2 separate regions of the Homo sapiens genome follow, and region 1 is linked to region 2. Evidence: chromatin loops called from intact Hi-C (ENCODE). Cell type or tissue: HCT116. All regions are shown on one strand. Links, peaks and the distances in the headings refer to the core of each region. The heading gives the core; the rest is flanking DNA.

The links. Peaks named below come from ENCODE experiments on the same cell type or tissue, not always from the same donor. Only the 100,000 strongest peaks of a DNase experiment are listed, where the experiment ranks them.
Region 1: a loop joins it to region 2, with 11 times the contacts of the local background. A loop is called at or near these places in 11 of 110 quality-filtered maps.

What each region holds. Positions count from the first base shown.
Region 1 is chr14:54,023,387-54,031,354 of GRCh38, forward strand. No RefSeq gene overlaps it. Among named protein-coding and RNA genes, the nearest start is that of BMP4, 71 kb to the left of the region's middle. In HCT116, for the core only: a CTCF peak has its summit at 2,470; a DNase peak (open chromatin) is centred at 2,475.
Region 2 is chr14:54,172,309-54,180,276 of GRCh38, forward strand. All of the region lies in intron 4 of LOC105370507 (a long non-coding RNA gene), which reads right to left. Among named protein-coding and RNA genes, the nearest start is that of BMP4, 220 kb to the left of the region's middle. RefSeq lists a silencer at 5,583-5,877. In HCT116, for the core only: a CTCF peak has its summit at 3,214 (motif pointing left); a DNase peak (open chromatin) is centred at 3,183; H3K27ac peaks cover 4,527 bases.

The DNA.
Region 1 (7,968 bases), core at 1,832-6,831, 150 kb before region 2:
GAGTGGTGAACTTCTAAGCTCCTTACATGCTGGACCAGAAACAGAAAGTCCCTTGACTAGTTTTATATCAGAGTTTTGCCAGCCACATAGTATTTTTTCATTTAATTTTTTAAAAGAATATTCAAATTTATTTAAATAGGCAGATAAAATTCTATGTATTTATTATTTACAATATAATGTTCTGAAGTATACACACATTGTGAGATGATAAAATCTAGCTAATTAACATATGCATTACCTCATACTTAACATTTTTGCAGTAAGAACACTTACCATCCACTCTCTTAGCATTTTTCAAGAATACAATATATCGTCATTAACTATAGTCATCATGCTGTACAATAGATCTTTTGAACTTATTCTGCCTATCTAACTGTACTTTTGTATCCTTTGACAAACATCTCCGCAACTTCCCCACCAGCCACCTCAACGTCTGGCAACCACCATTCTACTCGCTGTTTCTGCAAGACCAACTTTTTTAGATTCCATATATGAGTGAGACCATGTGGTGTTTGTGTTTCTGTGCCTGGCTTATTTCACTTAACATAATGTCCTCCAGGTTTATCCATGTGGTTGGAAATGACAGGATTTCCTTCTTTTTACAGCCGAATAATATTTATATATATATATGATATATCTGATATCTGATATATATAAGATATTCATATATACATATGACATATATATCACATTTTCTTTATCCATTCATCTGTTAATGGACATGGGTTGATTCCATATCTTGACTATTGTGAACAGGGGTAAAATAAACATGGGAGTGCTTAGATGTCTCCCCAACATACTAACTTTATTTCCTTTGGATATATACCCAACAGTGGGATTATTAAATCATATGGTAGTCTTATTTTTAATTTTCTGAGGAAACTATATACTGTCTTCCATAATGGCTGTACTAATTTGCATTCCCTTAGTGTGCAAGGATTCCCTTTTCTCTACATTAGTGTTCTCATCAACACTTATCTTTTGTCGTTTTGATAATAGCCATTCTAACAGGAGTGAAGTGATATATCACTGTGGTTTTTTTTTATTTGCATTTCCATGATGATTAATGATGCATTTTTTCATATGCCTATTGGTCATTTGCATGTCTTTTGCCTATTTTTAAATTGGGTTGTTTTTTTGCTATTGAGTTGTTTGAATTCCCTATATATTTTGGATATTAACCCTTGTATTAGAAGTATAATTTGCAAATATTTTCCACTATTCTGTAGACTGTCTCTTTACTCTGTTTCCTTTGCTGTCTTTTTAATTTGATGTAATCTCATTTGTCTATTTTTGCTTTTGTCTCCTGTGTTGTTGAGGTCATATCCAAAAAGAGCATTTCCCAGGCCAATATTGTGGGGATTTTCCCCTATTTTTTTTTTTTTAGTAGTTCTATGGTTTTGGGTTTTACATTAATCCATTTTGAGTTGATCTTTGTATATGGTGTGAGGTAAGGGTCTAATTTCATTCTTCTGTATTTGGATATCCAGTTTTCACCACTGTGTGTTCTTGGCACCTTTGTCAAAAATCAACTAGGTGTAAATGTCATTTAGTTTATATGGCCTAGGAATTATCTAATATTTAAGAATGTGGTACAATTTGCACGTAAGACTATCTGAACCTGGTGCCTTTTTTCAGAGTGGTAGGCCTTTTACTATCTTTTTTTATTTTATTCCTTTTATTAGCCTATTTCAGATTTTTTTTTACCTCCTTTAGTTAATTTTGATAATTTGCAGTTACCTAGAAAATTATCGATTTAATCAAGATTTTCAAGTCTATTGATATACACTTACAGACAGATTCTTCTCTTTTTTTTGAGACAGAGTCTCACTCTGTCACGAGGCTGGAGTGCAGTGGCGTGATCTCAGCTCACTGCAACCTCCACCTCCCATGTTCAAGTGATTCTCCTGCCTCAGCCTCCCAAGTAGCTGGAACTACAGGCACACACCACCGTGCCCAGCTAATTTTTTTGTATTTTTAATAGAGGCAGGGTTTCACCATGTTGGCCAGGATGGTCTCGATCTCTTGACTCCGTGATCTGCCCACCTCGGCATCCCAAAATGCTGAGATTACAGGCGTGAACCACCACACCCAGCCTAAAGACAGATTCTTAAATAATTTTTCCTATCTACCATTTTGTTGCCTTTCTCATTCCAAATATTTATTTGCCATTCTCTCTGTATTAATCTATTAGTGGAATAGCAATAGTTTTTGTCTATTTCATAAGTCTTTTCAATTTATGACCTATAGGTTTTATTGTTAAAATCTTTTTTGTGGTTGTTGTAGTTTAAAAGTATTTCTGTTTTTGTCTCTATTATGCCTCTCTTCAATTTCGTTTATTTATCTTTTCTAGTTTTATGAGTTGAGTGCTTTAAGGAAGACAATTTCATATAAGACTGTTTATTCCAGTAAGGTTAATTCCTACCCCCTGCCAACAATAAAAGTCCAATATCATTATTCTGCCACCAGGTGGCTGGCCAGTGATACTGATTTATGGTGACATAGCAGGGCTCAGTGTTAATCTCTGATGTTGGCAAAGTAGACACACAGCAGTGAAAGAAGCCATATCCCACATATATAATTTTCATCCTTCCCACCACACTTTCAATAAGCTCACTGAGCAATCACTGGAGTGGCCAAGGAAAGTGGCTGCTGACTTACATCCCTGAACTGGCCATCTGGTCCATCCTTTGCCATCTGATTGAGAAAGTCCTTAGTTTTGAGGGCCATTGGTGAGCATTCATAAGGCACCAATACTGACACACTCTGGACCTAAGGTGGGGAAATGGGAGTGGTTCAACAGGTGCAGGTGATAAGAAGTGCATTGTTGGCAGATAATTTAAATAATAATAATAATAATGGCAACTACGATTTAATCTTCTTCTTCTTAGCACCATCTGCTAGCAATTCCAAACAATGCCAGTTCACAATACTCCCTCTCAAAAAACTTTCTGCTGGTCTAAGTTCTAAAAAGTTGCTTGTACCTGGGGCAAGCCACTCCTACCACCCACCCTTGGTATAATAGAGGTTTCCATCCACTTACCCTGCCCCTAGATCCTCTCATTATCAATCCTCAGTATTGTTCTTCTCTAGTCCCTGATGACCCAGACAAGTATTAGCCACTGATTATAAGTCATTTTAGACTCGTAATGCAGGACAACTTTCTTTCCAGGATATGTGAAGAAAAGATATTCCACATATAATTCTGCCTATTACAGAGAGGATTTCTCTTCATCATTGTCCTTGTCATCACACACAATTGAGGTTAATGAGAACAGTCTGCATATAGCACAGTATCACCTAAAAATCAAGTTTAATGTTTTGCTTCTTTAATCAACTGGTCATAGGGTACTCCTCCCACCCATGAAGCTATGTAAGCAGGTAGAAGGTGATGTGGCTATGCATCAACAGTAGGAACACTGAGAATGTGAGCCGCTTGCTCACACAACTCACTGGTACATTTAAGGCCTGCTTAAACTCAGTCTTATGTCACTTGCTTAGCCTTGTTGAGTAAGTGCTGCTAGGCAACCCAATTTTATGACTTGATAAGTAAGATAATACCCATTCATGATAGGCAGTCTTGCAGCAAACTAGATAGAACCCACATCTAGGATAGGAGCTGATTGGAGTTACTATTACTACCTAACTAATTTTACAATAATCGACTGATATTCTCCAAAATTACTTGTTATTACTAGGTAACTTGTCATGAAGATAGGAGGATTCACCACTCCTTTGTCTTTCAACTTTGTGATGATGTTAATAATTTCTGCAATACCTCCAGGTATAAAGTATTGCTTCTGATGTATTGTTCATCTGTGTTCTTGAAGTTATTTGCATAAAATTGTTCATACTACCCCTTTACTATCCTTTTAATGCCTCTAGGATCAGTAGTGATGACCTCTCTTTCATTCCTGACAACTGTGACTTGTACATTCTCTTTTTTCTCTGTCTTACTATATTTTAATCAATTTTATTAACATTTTCAAAGAACAAACTTTTGACTTTGTTACTTTTCTCTATTTTCTGTCCCTTTTCTATGTAAATTGCTTTTCATTCTTGTATGTATCATTTTCATATTTCTTCTTAATTTTGGTTCAATTTCCTCCTTTTTCTGTCATCTTCAAGTAGAAGTGTAGATCATTTATTTTAAGCATTTTTTCTAAAATAAACACTTAAAAGTATAAATGTCCTTCTATGCACTGCTTTAGCTGTTTCCTACAAATATGAAATACCTTCATTATCATGTAGTTCAAAATACCTTTTTCTCAAGTTGAGAATTCTTTTATTTATTTATTTACTTATTTTTTAAATTATACTTTAAGTTCTAGGGTACATGTGCACAACGTGCAGGTTTGTTACATATGTATACATGTGCCATGTTGGTGTGCTGCACCCATTAACTCGTCATTTACGTTAGGTATATCTCCTAATGCTATCCTTCGCCCCTTCCCCCACCCCACGACAGGCCCCCAGTGTGTGATGTTCCCCATCCTGTGTCCAAGTGTTCTCATTGTTCAATTCCCACCTATGAGTGAGAACAAGCAGTGTTTGGTTTTCTGTCCTTGCGATAGTTTGCTCAGAATGATGGTTTCCAGCTTCATCCATGTCCCTGTAAAGGACATGAACTCATCCTTTTTTATGGCTGCATAGTATTCCATGGTGTATATGTGCCACATTTTCTTAATCCAGTCTATCATTGTTGGACATTTGGGTTGGTTCCAAGTCTTTGCTATTGTGAATAGTGCCACAATAAACATATGTGTGCATCTGTCTTTATAGCAGCATGATTTATAATCCTTTGGGTATATACCCAGTAATGGGATGGTTGGGTCAAATGGTATTTCTAGTTCTAGATCCTTGAGGAATCACCACACTGTCTTCCACAATGGTTGAACTAGTTTACAGTCCCACCAACAGTGTAAAAGTGTTCCTATTTCTCCACATCCTCTCCAGCACCTGTTGTCTCCTGACTTTTTAATGATTGCCATTCTAACTGATGTGAGAAGTTACCTCATTGTGGTTTTGATTTGCATTTCTCTGATGGCCAGTGATGATGAGCATTTTTTCATGTGTCTGTTGGCTGCATAAATGTCTTCTTTTGAGAAGTGTCTGCTCATATCCTTCACCCACTTTTTGATGGGGATGTTTGATTTTTTCTTGTCAATTTATTTAAGTTCTTTGTAGATTCTGGATATTAGCCCTTTGTCAGATGGGTAGATTGTAAAAGTTTTCTCCCATTCTGTAGGTTGCCTCTTCACTCTGATGATAGTTTCTTTTGCTGTGCAGAAGCTCTTTAGTTTAATTAGATCCCATTTGTCAATTTTGGCTTTTGTTGCCATTGCTTTTGGTGTTTTAGACATGAAGTCCTTGCCCATGCCTATGTCCTGAATGGTATGGCCTAGGTTTTCTTCTAGGGTTTTTATGGTTTTAGGTCTAACATTTAAGTCTTTAATCCATCTTGAATTAATTTTTGTATAAGGTGTAAGGAAGGGATCCAGTTTCAGCTTTCTACATATGGCTAGCCAGTTTTCCCAGCACCATTTATTAAATAGAGAATCCTTTCCCCATTTCTTGTTCTTGTTTTTGTCAGATTTGTCAAAGATCAGATGGTTGTAGATGTGTGGTATTATTTCTGAGGGCTCTGTTCTGTTCCATTGGTCTATATCTGTTTTGGTACCAGTACCATGCTGTTTTGATTACAGTAGCCTTGTAGTGTAGTTTGAAGTCAGGCAGCGTGATGCCTCCAGCTTTGTTCTTTTGGCTTAGGATTGTCTTGGCAATGCGGGCTCCTTTTGGTTCCATATGAATTTTAAAGTAGTTTTTTCCAATTCTGTGAAGAAAGTCTTTGGTAGCTTGATGGGGATGGCATTGAATCTATAAATTACCTTGGGCAGTATGGCCATTTTCACGATATTGATTCTTCCTCTCCATTAGCATGGAATGTTTTTCCATTTGTTTGTGTCCTCTTTTATTTTGTTGAGCAGTGGTTTGTAGTTCTCCTTGAAGAGGTCCTTCACATCCCTTGTAAATTGGATTCCTAGGTATTTTATTCTCTTTGAAGCAATTGTGAATGGGAGTTCACTCATGATTTGGCTCTCTGTTTGTCTGTTATTGGTGTATAGGAATGCTTGTGGTTTTTGCACATTGATTTTGTATCCTGAGACTTTGCTGAAGTTGCTTATCAGCTTAAGGAGTTTTTGGGCTGAGACAATGAGGTTTTCTAAACATACAATCATGTCGTCTGCAAACAGGGCCAATTTGACTTCCTCTTTTCCTATTTGAATACCCTTTATTTCTTTCCCCTGCCTGATTGCCCTGGCCAGAAATTCCAACACTATGTTGAATAGGAGTGGTGAGAGAGGGCATCCCTGTCTTGTGCCAGTTTTCAAAGGGAATGCTTCCAGTTTTTGCCCATTCAGTATGATAATGGCTGTGGGTTTGTCCTAAATAGGTCTTATCATTTTGAGATATGTTCCATCAATACGTAGTTTATTCAGTTTTTAGCATGAAGGGCTGCTGAATTTTGTCAAAGGCCTTTTCTACATCTATTGAGATAATCATGTGGTTGTCTTTGGTTCTGTTTATATGATGGATTGCCTTTATTGATTTGCATATGTTAAACCACCGTTGCATCCCAAGGATGAAGCCAACCTGATCATGGTCGATAAGCTTTTGATGTGCTGCTGGATTTGGTTTGCCAGTATTTTATTGAGGATTTTTGCATCGATGTTCATCAGGGATATTGGTCTAAAATTCTCTTTTTTTGTTGTGTCTCTGCCAGGCTTTGGTATCAGGATGACGCTGGCCTCATAAAATGAGTTAGGGAGGATTCCCTCTTTTTCTATTGATTGGAATAGTTTCAGAAGGAATGGTATCAGCTCCTCTTTGTACCTCTGGTAGAATTCGGCTGTGAATCCATCTGGTCCTGGACATTTTTTGGTTGGTAGGCTATTCATTATTGCCTCAATTTCAGAGCCTGTTATTGGTCTGTTCAGGGATTCAACTTCTTCCTGGTTTAGTCTTGGGAGGGTATATGTATCCAGGAATTTATCCATTTCTTCTAGATTTTCTAATCTATTTGCATAGAGATGTTTATAGTATTCTCTGACGGTAGTGTGTATTTCTGTGGGATTGGTGGTGATATCCCCTTTATCATTTTTTATTGCATCTATTTGATTCTTCTCTCTTTTGTTCTTTATTAGTCTTGCTAGTGGTCTGTCAATTTTGTTGATCTTTTCAAAAAACCAGCTCCTGGATTCATTGATTTTTTGAAGGGTTTTTTGTGTCTGTATCTCCTTCAGTTCTGCTCTGATCATAGTTATTTCCTGCCTTCTGCTACCTTTTGAATGTGTTTGCTCTTGCTTTTCTAGTTCTTTTAATTGTGATGTTAGGGTGTCAATATTAGATCTTTCCTGCTTTCTCTTGTGGGCATTTAGTGCTATAAATTTTCCTCTACACACTGCTTTAAATGTGCCCCAGAGAGTCTGGTATGTTGTGTCTTTGTTCTCATTAGTTTCAAAGAACATCTTTATGTCTACCTTCATTTCGTTATGTACCCAGTAGTCATTCAGGAGCAGGTGGCTCAGTTTTCATGTAGTTGAGCAGTTTTGAGTGAATTTATTAATCCTGAGTTCTAGTTTGATTGCACTGTGGTCTGAGAGACAGTTTGTTATAATTTCTGTTCTTTTACATTTGCTGAGGAGTGTTTTCCTTCCGTCAATTTTGGAATAAGTGTGATGTGGTGCTGAGAAGAATGTATATTCTGTTGATTTGGGGTGGAGAGTTCTGTAGATGTCTGTTAGGTCTGCTTGGTGCAGAGCCAAGTTCAATTCCTGGATATCCTTGTTAACTTTCTGTCTCTTTGATCTGTCTAATGTTGACAGTGGGGTGTTAAAGTCTCCCATTATTATTGTGTGGGAGTCTAAGTCTCTTTGTAGGTCTCTAAGGACTTGCTTTATGAATCTG
Region 2 (7,968 bases), core at 1,017-6,016:
AGATATTGTGGCTGTCACTGCACCACATCAAAACATATGCTGTACCAGATTCTCAGCACTCAAGAAGTCTTTAAAATAAAATCATCAAACAGTATTATTTGTTGGAAATGACATTCAACCGCAATTTCTTTGTGACTCCTCAGTCATGCAAACACCACAGCATTAGGTGCACACAAGCCAGAGACATTATAGGTCAAGCCCTCTGATGAAGGAACCACCACTGTCTACAAGAACACATTTTTAGGAGAGAAGTAAAATGATAGCTCCTTCTGCAAGAGAAGAAATTTATATTGGAAATCCAGAGCACAGTGCCAGGTACCCTGTGAGCTTGGCAAATATTAGTCCAGAGCGACTAAGGACTATAGATTTTGATTTTCCCCATATATCCCTCCTGGGCATCTGTCCCATTTGCTCCTGCCCAGTCCCGCAGACTTGCCTATCACTGCAGTTTTTGTCCCTGGTCCCAGATGATTATGCAACACTTATGCAAGATGCAAGGAGTAAAATGAACCCATTTGCCTATCGATATAGTTTTATTTCAGTGAATTAATGTCACTAAGAGAGAAACATATTCTAATGCCTAGGACAGTTGTGGTCCTTTTTGTATCTCTGTCATTGGGCTAGTGTCTTTGCCTACCTATAATGTAAATATATTATAGAGCAATATTACATATAATGCAAAGATAATCCAGACTACTTGCTCTGCTTTAGAAATGAACTGTGAGGATCAAATTTGTACAAACATGGGTCAAGCAAAAGCATACAGACTCTAGTGAAACCTAGAAAGTGTTTTTGGAATATTTTTGCTACAGATACTTTTCTATTAGGCTTTTATTAAATTGAAAGTAGTGTTGTTCTTATTTAGGTGTTAATTATTAAATTATGTACAAGTTTAGAAACTAGGCCATTGAAACACATAAAAGGTAGTTATTGAAAGCTAATCATAATAAGCTGTTGTCAACCTCTACTGAATAAAGAAGCAAAACATTTTAAATACATTGGAAATTTATATAAAACGAAGAACTTCCTGACAATGAAGATTGTTAAACATGAGTCCCTGCAACAAATGTCCTAAATAACTATTCCCAGGAAACTCTAAGATTGGGCTGCCTTAGGTGGTTTAAAAATATGGTCAGAGGCATGAGGAACTATTTCTAGATTTCTTATTGAAGTCCCTTTAAATAACATGGGTCTTCAGTCAACACATATGCTTGTACATGGGTGCCTGTTAGGGAATTCAGAGTCATAAGCAAACCTTGGAAAATGGACTTGATAGCTCAAAGCTCAAAGTTGCACATTCATAAACAAAATGTATGTACTTTTCTCTATATGACGAGATGGCTACAATCACCACTCTAAGCTGAAAAGTGGTATAAGAAAGGCTGGTGAGAAGACAAATTAATACCAATAAGATCGCTGATCTGTAGAGAAATAGAAAAGGCAAAGGGGCTCTTGAAAATAAAAGTTATTTGTTCCTAAATCCTGCTTCTTTGCTTGAAGCTATTTCTTAAGAAAGAAGCTGCTTCCTTCCCTAACCGTATAAAATGATCCCTGAAGTTATTTATAGTGTTCATGGCCTGGAGGCATCACTTGGTTCCCCCACCACAAGCCCAACCATGTGTTACTATATTAAAAAATGTGAAAAAGTAATTATGGGGTATGGGAGCCAGTGTCTGCAGACACAACCTGCCAAAGAGGAAGTGACAGGAAACTTATGCTCCTTGTTGCTGCTCAAGCACTGCCCAGGCTCCAGACTCAGAAGAAGGGAATCTGTTCCAAGAAATAGGAGAGAGGCCTGCCCTGGTGAATCAGAAATATCCCTGTTTCTGAATATACAGTAAACTGGTTTCCATTCCTGGGTCCCCTCAGTTGGTCAAACTTTCCAGTCACGTGGAGAGACCACTCACAGCATCCTCCCTCAGCAACTCAGCCAGATGGCTGCCTCAGCTCCCACCAGACCGGGCAGGCTAGAACATGTAAGGTTCTGAACTTGGGCAAGAGTCTAAGGTCACTATAACTGGCCCCTAAGACTCTGACCTGCCACTGTCAGATCTCAAGTTCTGCCACCTTATCCTAAATCTAGCTTTGTTGTTCCTCTTCCCACTTCCATCCCCAGTTCCTTGCCCTCAGGTAGGATGCGATAATCAATCTATTACTGATTTCTACAGCAGTCCTCCACATATTCACAAACCCCTCAGCTTTCCTCTGGAACAATGGACTCCACCAGCATAGGGACACAATTGTTTTCTACCGCTGGAGGCAGAGAGGAAAAGTAGCTCAAACATCTGCCCCCAGAGAGCATAAATTTGTCAGGGAGAGAAGTCCACATTTCTGCAGAAAGGCCAGTGTTCCCAAGAGGCCTTAGCTTAGGAAATGTTTATTGAGAGGAATTACATTTCCTTCTCAGGACCTGCCTCTGCCTCTGGTCTAAGCTACAAAAGAAGTTTTCTTCTGATGTCTCAGGAAAAAAGAAAAAAGCACCAACCCTCACAAAAGAACCCTGGTAGTATGGACAATTCCTACTATCTCAAGAAGATTTCACTTGGAAGTAAATAATCGTTGCCACCTCTGAATTCAATTTGATTACCTAGATAAATCACTACATGAACTTCCAAAGAAGCAAACTTTACCCCAAAAAGTATGTTATAAAAGTTGATTTACAGAAGTCTCTTTCAAATAAATTCTTAAAGAGAATCATAGACAACAAAGAATGCAGAAGCTAATGCAGGTCAAGAAAATGTCCTTACTATCTCTTTAATATAATAAAATAAATCAAATTAACATGTTTCCTTAGTGAATAATATTCTCTAAGCATGAAATGTAATTTTTAATACTTTATATACACCAGGCTTGAGTTCCTATTTTACATGCTATGGTTTTAGAATATGTGTAAATGTTTATTTCTAAAATTACCTAAAAATCTTCTGTTCAAGTTTGTTTTTCAACTCAGGGCAGTAGCATATAAGTAGAATTTAAGCAGATATCAATTGTATCACTGGAAAGACTTTAAAAATCAGAGAAATGTTCTTATAAGGCAAATCCATGGCAGCCTTCCACATTCAGAGACTGGTTTATAGCTTTCTGAGATGCCCTGTTAACCTCTCAAAGATCTGTAGACTAGCTTATATTATCTCATTATCCGAGTTCTCCCCGCTTTCATCTTTGCCTCCTATATCCCAGTTTCTTCACCACTGTAGTATCCACAGTGCCACCTGCTGGTTGTAGAAAGTATTTTTGTGGCTCCAAGGTCTCCCTCCGGGATTTGTTTAATTAAAGTCTACCAATGACTGCTAGAAAAGCCACAGCCATAGTGGACAAATCCATGAAATGAGCAAAATGTCAATTCATGAAGGGTTAACATGACCCAACATATGCTGAGGCAAAGTTTTGGCTATTTTAAAGGCAAACCTAAGTTGCCTGAGTTAAACCTAACACATGCAAATTTGCCTCAGGCAGCTTGGCAATAGGGCTCTGTGTAAGAATACAAAAAAAAAATGATTACCAAGACTAAATGCCTCAGAAAGTTTCCAAAATCCTTTATTTCCTCGTACCTGTCAATCCTAGACTTCCACTTTTTTTTTCTTTTCTTAGACAAGTATTTTCAACTTTCCAAAGGTATGAAATTTGCCATCTTAATTGTTTAGACAGGAATAAAGCATTAACTCAGTCCCTTGACTTTGATTCATAGCAGCTCTTCCTTCACCAAAAGTTACAGTCTCCCTCTCCACCCCAGCCTGAAGTCTGTGGACCAGCACAGAAATGACAGGCACCAGAGCATCTGCAGGCATGTGAAAATGCAGTGCTCCCTTCCCATACTTAACCTTTCAGATGGTTCAACTATTTCCCATGTGTCAACAATCGCCATTCGCATCTTAGGCCTTAACCAGGCAAAAGATAAGAGAGAATAACCTTTAGAACCCACAACTAGCCGGACGCGGTGGCTCATGCCTGTAATCCCAGCACTTTGGGAGGCCGAGGTGGGCGGATCACTTGAGGTCAGGAGTTTGAGATCAGCCTGGCCAACATGGTGAAACCCTGTCTCTACAGAAAAATACAAAAATTAGCCAGGTGTGGTGGTGCGTGATTGTAATCCCAGCTGCTTGGGAGGCTGAGGCAAGAGAATCACTTAAACCCAGGAGACTGAGGTTGCAGTGAGCTGAGATCGTGCCACTGCACTCCAGCCTGGGCAACAGAGCAAGACTCCGAAAAAAAAAATATATATATATATAAAGAAATAACTAACAACTAACGAATAAGAAGTCATTCCTGCAAGCCTCATCATGATGGGGTACAGTAAGGCACAGGGAAAATGTTTTTGCCTTAAGACTCCTGACAAGGATTAATCAACTTTTTTAACAATCCCCTGGGGTGTAGACTGGCACAGGGTCATTACCCCTCTTTAGCAGGTGGGCGAACTAAGATCCACAAAGTTTACCATTTCATCATCAATTCTGTTCAGAATATCATCAATTCGCTGACATTCTGATGCGACAGTGAAAAAAAGGTGCTGCAAGAAGCTTCTCAATAACTAAGCTTAATGCAGAAAATATACCCAAGTCAGGAGGTACAAATACACTGGACAAGTATTGACCCAACTCGTAGTCATTTTATCAGAACAGGTTATTTGAGAAACGTAGTCATTTTATCAGAACAGATTATTTGAGAAACGTAGATTCTCTACCTATGAATCTGCAAGATTTAGATTAGATTATAACTGAGTAATCATTTTTAAGAAATTATTGTGTCTATTGGCATTCAGTTGAGGGGGTTTCCTTTTTCTCTTCACTCTTCACTCACTCCCATTTAAAGGCTAAACATGGAACTGCAGATAGAGGACAGAGATCACAAATGTTCACCTTTAGCTCTATCTGGCACATTCTCCCATTTTAATTGTCTTTGCTTTTGTGTTCCCCTTTCTAAAAGTATAAACTATATCCTGACATTTTCCTGCCTTCTGCCAAATTCGGAAACTGTCACGTTTTCTTTTTTTCTTTTGGTCTATAAACTTCAAAATATTTTCTGTCAAGCTGGCAAAGCTCCAATCTGCCCTTCACCGCTGCAATTAAAGTGATTTTCCATCTGAATATAACCCTGACATGGAGAGGAATTATAAGAGTTCTATATAAATCTATTTTGATAGATTAGTTCCCTCACTGAGCATATTTTTGTACTCATCACAAGCATTTATACATATCCAGATTATTCTAAGAATTGTGAATCAAAATAAGAGCAGGGTTACTACTAAAAGGAAAAGCTGAATTTTGGGTCCCCCTTTAAAAGAAGCAATAACCTAGAAAGCAAAAAACAAAACAAAACCCAAAGAAATATTTTATTTATTTCACACAGATGTAACGAAATAACCTAAAACCATGGTAGAGCCAGATAAAGTCAAACCATACATACAACCTAGAGGAGATGGTGCAGCAGAGAATACTGTTATAAAGCATTATTCTTATGTCATCATGGCTTCCAGAAAATACTCAACGCTCCAATATTTGTCCACTTAATACAGGATTCACTTCTCAGCCGAGGAGGACCTTAGTAACAGTACACTTAGCACTCAGCAGTTATTTGACCTATTTTACTAATGTGTTTGGGAAGGAGGTTAATTAAAAGTGGATGGCTATATCCTTAAGCTTAATTTTTCCAACAGCCCTGCTCATAAAAGGAAAAATTTAGTATGTATTGAAGGAAGCAAGCAATTAAGTTGCACAAATAGTGAGCTCATTGAACTGCGGCTGACTTCTATCATGTCAAAGAACAACTAAACACAGAAGCAATAAAAAGATTGTTGCCACGACCACCACTGAGAACCGACTGGCAATAAAGATGAATAACTTCCTACTTGAAGATTACTGATTAAAGCTTTTTAGAAACCAAATGTTACACATAGGCATAAATGGAGCAAAATATTTTAATGCGTGTTTGGCAGGTTCAGAAACACTTTATAGTCAATTTTAAATGAAGGTTTATACAACAACAGTAAACTCCACTTAAAACAGCCTTTCCAATTGCTGCTGCTGCAAGAAAGCTGCAGTGCTCCTCAGGAAGGCTTGAGTCATAACTGTGGAATAAAAGTCCCATACCTAACAGTAAGGGGAGGGTCGATGGGGAGTGGAATTCCACAGGACCAAGTCCTCTGAAATCAAACCCAAGAGCAGAGCCAGAGAAGTCCATTCAGATGCCTGTGACCCTTGAAGGCAAGTAAACAGACTCCCTATAGCAATAACCAGGAAATCTCTCTCTCCCCGGCAGCCCTCTGCTCCTCTTCCCACCTCTCAAAGCTCCCAAAGGTCAAGTTTTAGCCCAACCTGCCCTTCAAGAAAGTGCACTCACATCTAGGAGTTCAACACAGGTTGGCATCAGAATTGGCTCCCAGGACTATCAGTGTCAGTGAGGTGGGACGGGCATGATTTGACAAGGAAAATGTGTCTGACAGAGGATTTGGCTCTCAACTTACAAGTGTATACGGAGGTGGGTGGAGAATATCAGCTTCTTTGAGGGCTGGACCCTACCACTTACCTGCTGCCTTTGGACGGGATACTATGGAGGGTTAAAAAAAAATAAAAAGACAAAAAGAGGAGGATTTTTGCCTTCAAGGTTGCTTATAACCTAACATTAAATAAATAAGTTGTCCTTTGCATTGCATTGCCCTCAAACTCACTACTGTGGAGAATTAAAACCAGCCTATTGCAAATAAACCAGTTTGCCATCCCATATCTATCCTTCTCCTCCTGCTAGCTCCATCTTAGAATGTCTCTAAAATGGGAGGGGGCTAAAAATACACTTTTCTTCTGACCACTTCCTCCTCAACTTGGGCTTTAAGGGATCAGAGTCCAGCAATGAGATGATGATATGCTTTTCCCTTTCCTGAGCTCCAACCCTTTACTCCTTCACTCAGATATGTCTGCAGTGAGCTCCTATGGGGCTTGTTTCTTCTTTCTGTACCACACAGCACCCATCAATGTGCTGGGTATTCTGTAGTTGTTTAGTATATGCTTTTTAGCTACCATCAGTGGGAAAGGCTTACCATATTTCTGCCCCTTTCAAAGATGTATTTTCTCTTAATCATTGCTGCTGCAATCATCAAAGTAATTGAAACTGGAGAAACGATTTTGTGTCATAACATGAAGGGAAAAAAGTAAAAAGCAAATGTAGTGTTCTCAACTTGCTTGGGTGGGAAATGGGACACAAAATGGTCTGAATAAATTGTTAATGCTCAGATAAAGCACACGGCACCTCAAATTTACACTCTAGTTGGATCGATCCACCCATTACATGCTATTTTCCAGAGATTCAGAGCTGAATTTGCTGTTTGGGATTTGTATTCAATGTGGGGAATTCTAACTGCAAATCAAATTCATACTGCAAACATCAGAATGGCTTTATCAGATGAGGAGTAGATATTTGGAATTTAATAACACTTCCCATCACCTTTCAAGAGGACTTGTCATTGAATATATGGTGTGCAAATCTGGTAAAGAAAAAAGAAGAGTTTGATTATTTGTACAAATTACATTTCATTTGCAGGAGGAAATCACAGTGGCACAAGTCCTTCCTTCCATTTAGGTTTCTCCACCTAGAAGTTGTACAGGGCCTTTCAGCTCCAGGCTCTCCATTAAGACATTCTAACACTATACACTAAAAGTCTGGAGATAGAATGAATTGTACAGCACAGGAAGGGGGGTGGAAGAAGAAAGTAGCAACAGTTCAGAGATGGGAATTGTCTGCTCTCTGGAAACCCCTCCAGCCTTAGATTCACTATTCAAACTCCAAAGGCCAAGACTCTCCAGTTCCCCTGTGTAAGGGAATAAGAAAAATGCCCAGGAAAGCCCACGGTTTCCTTCCTTATGAAGGAGAGGAAGCAGCAGCGGTAGCAGACGCCCAAGTGCAGCCATCACTTCCTCGGGGGCTGGTGTCCATTTCCACCCACGGGGATGGGGTCTGGCAGCTTTGTAACCGGGAGGA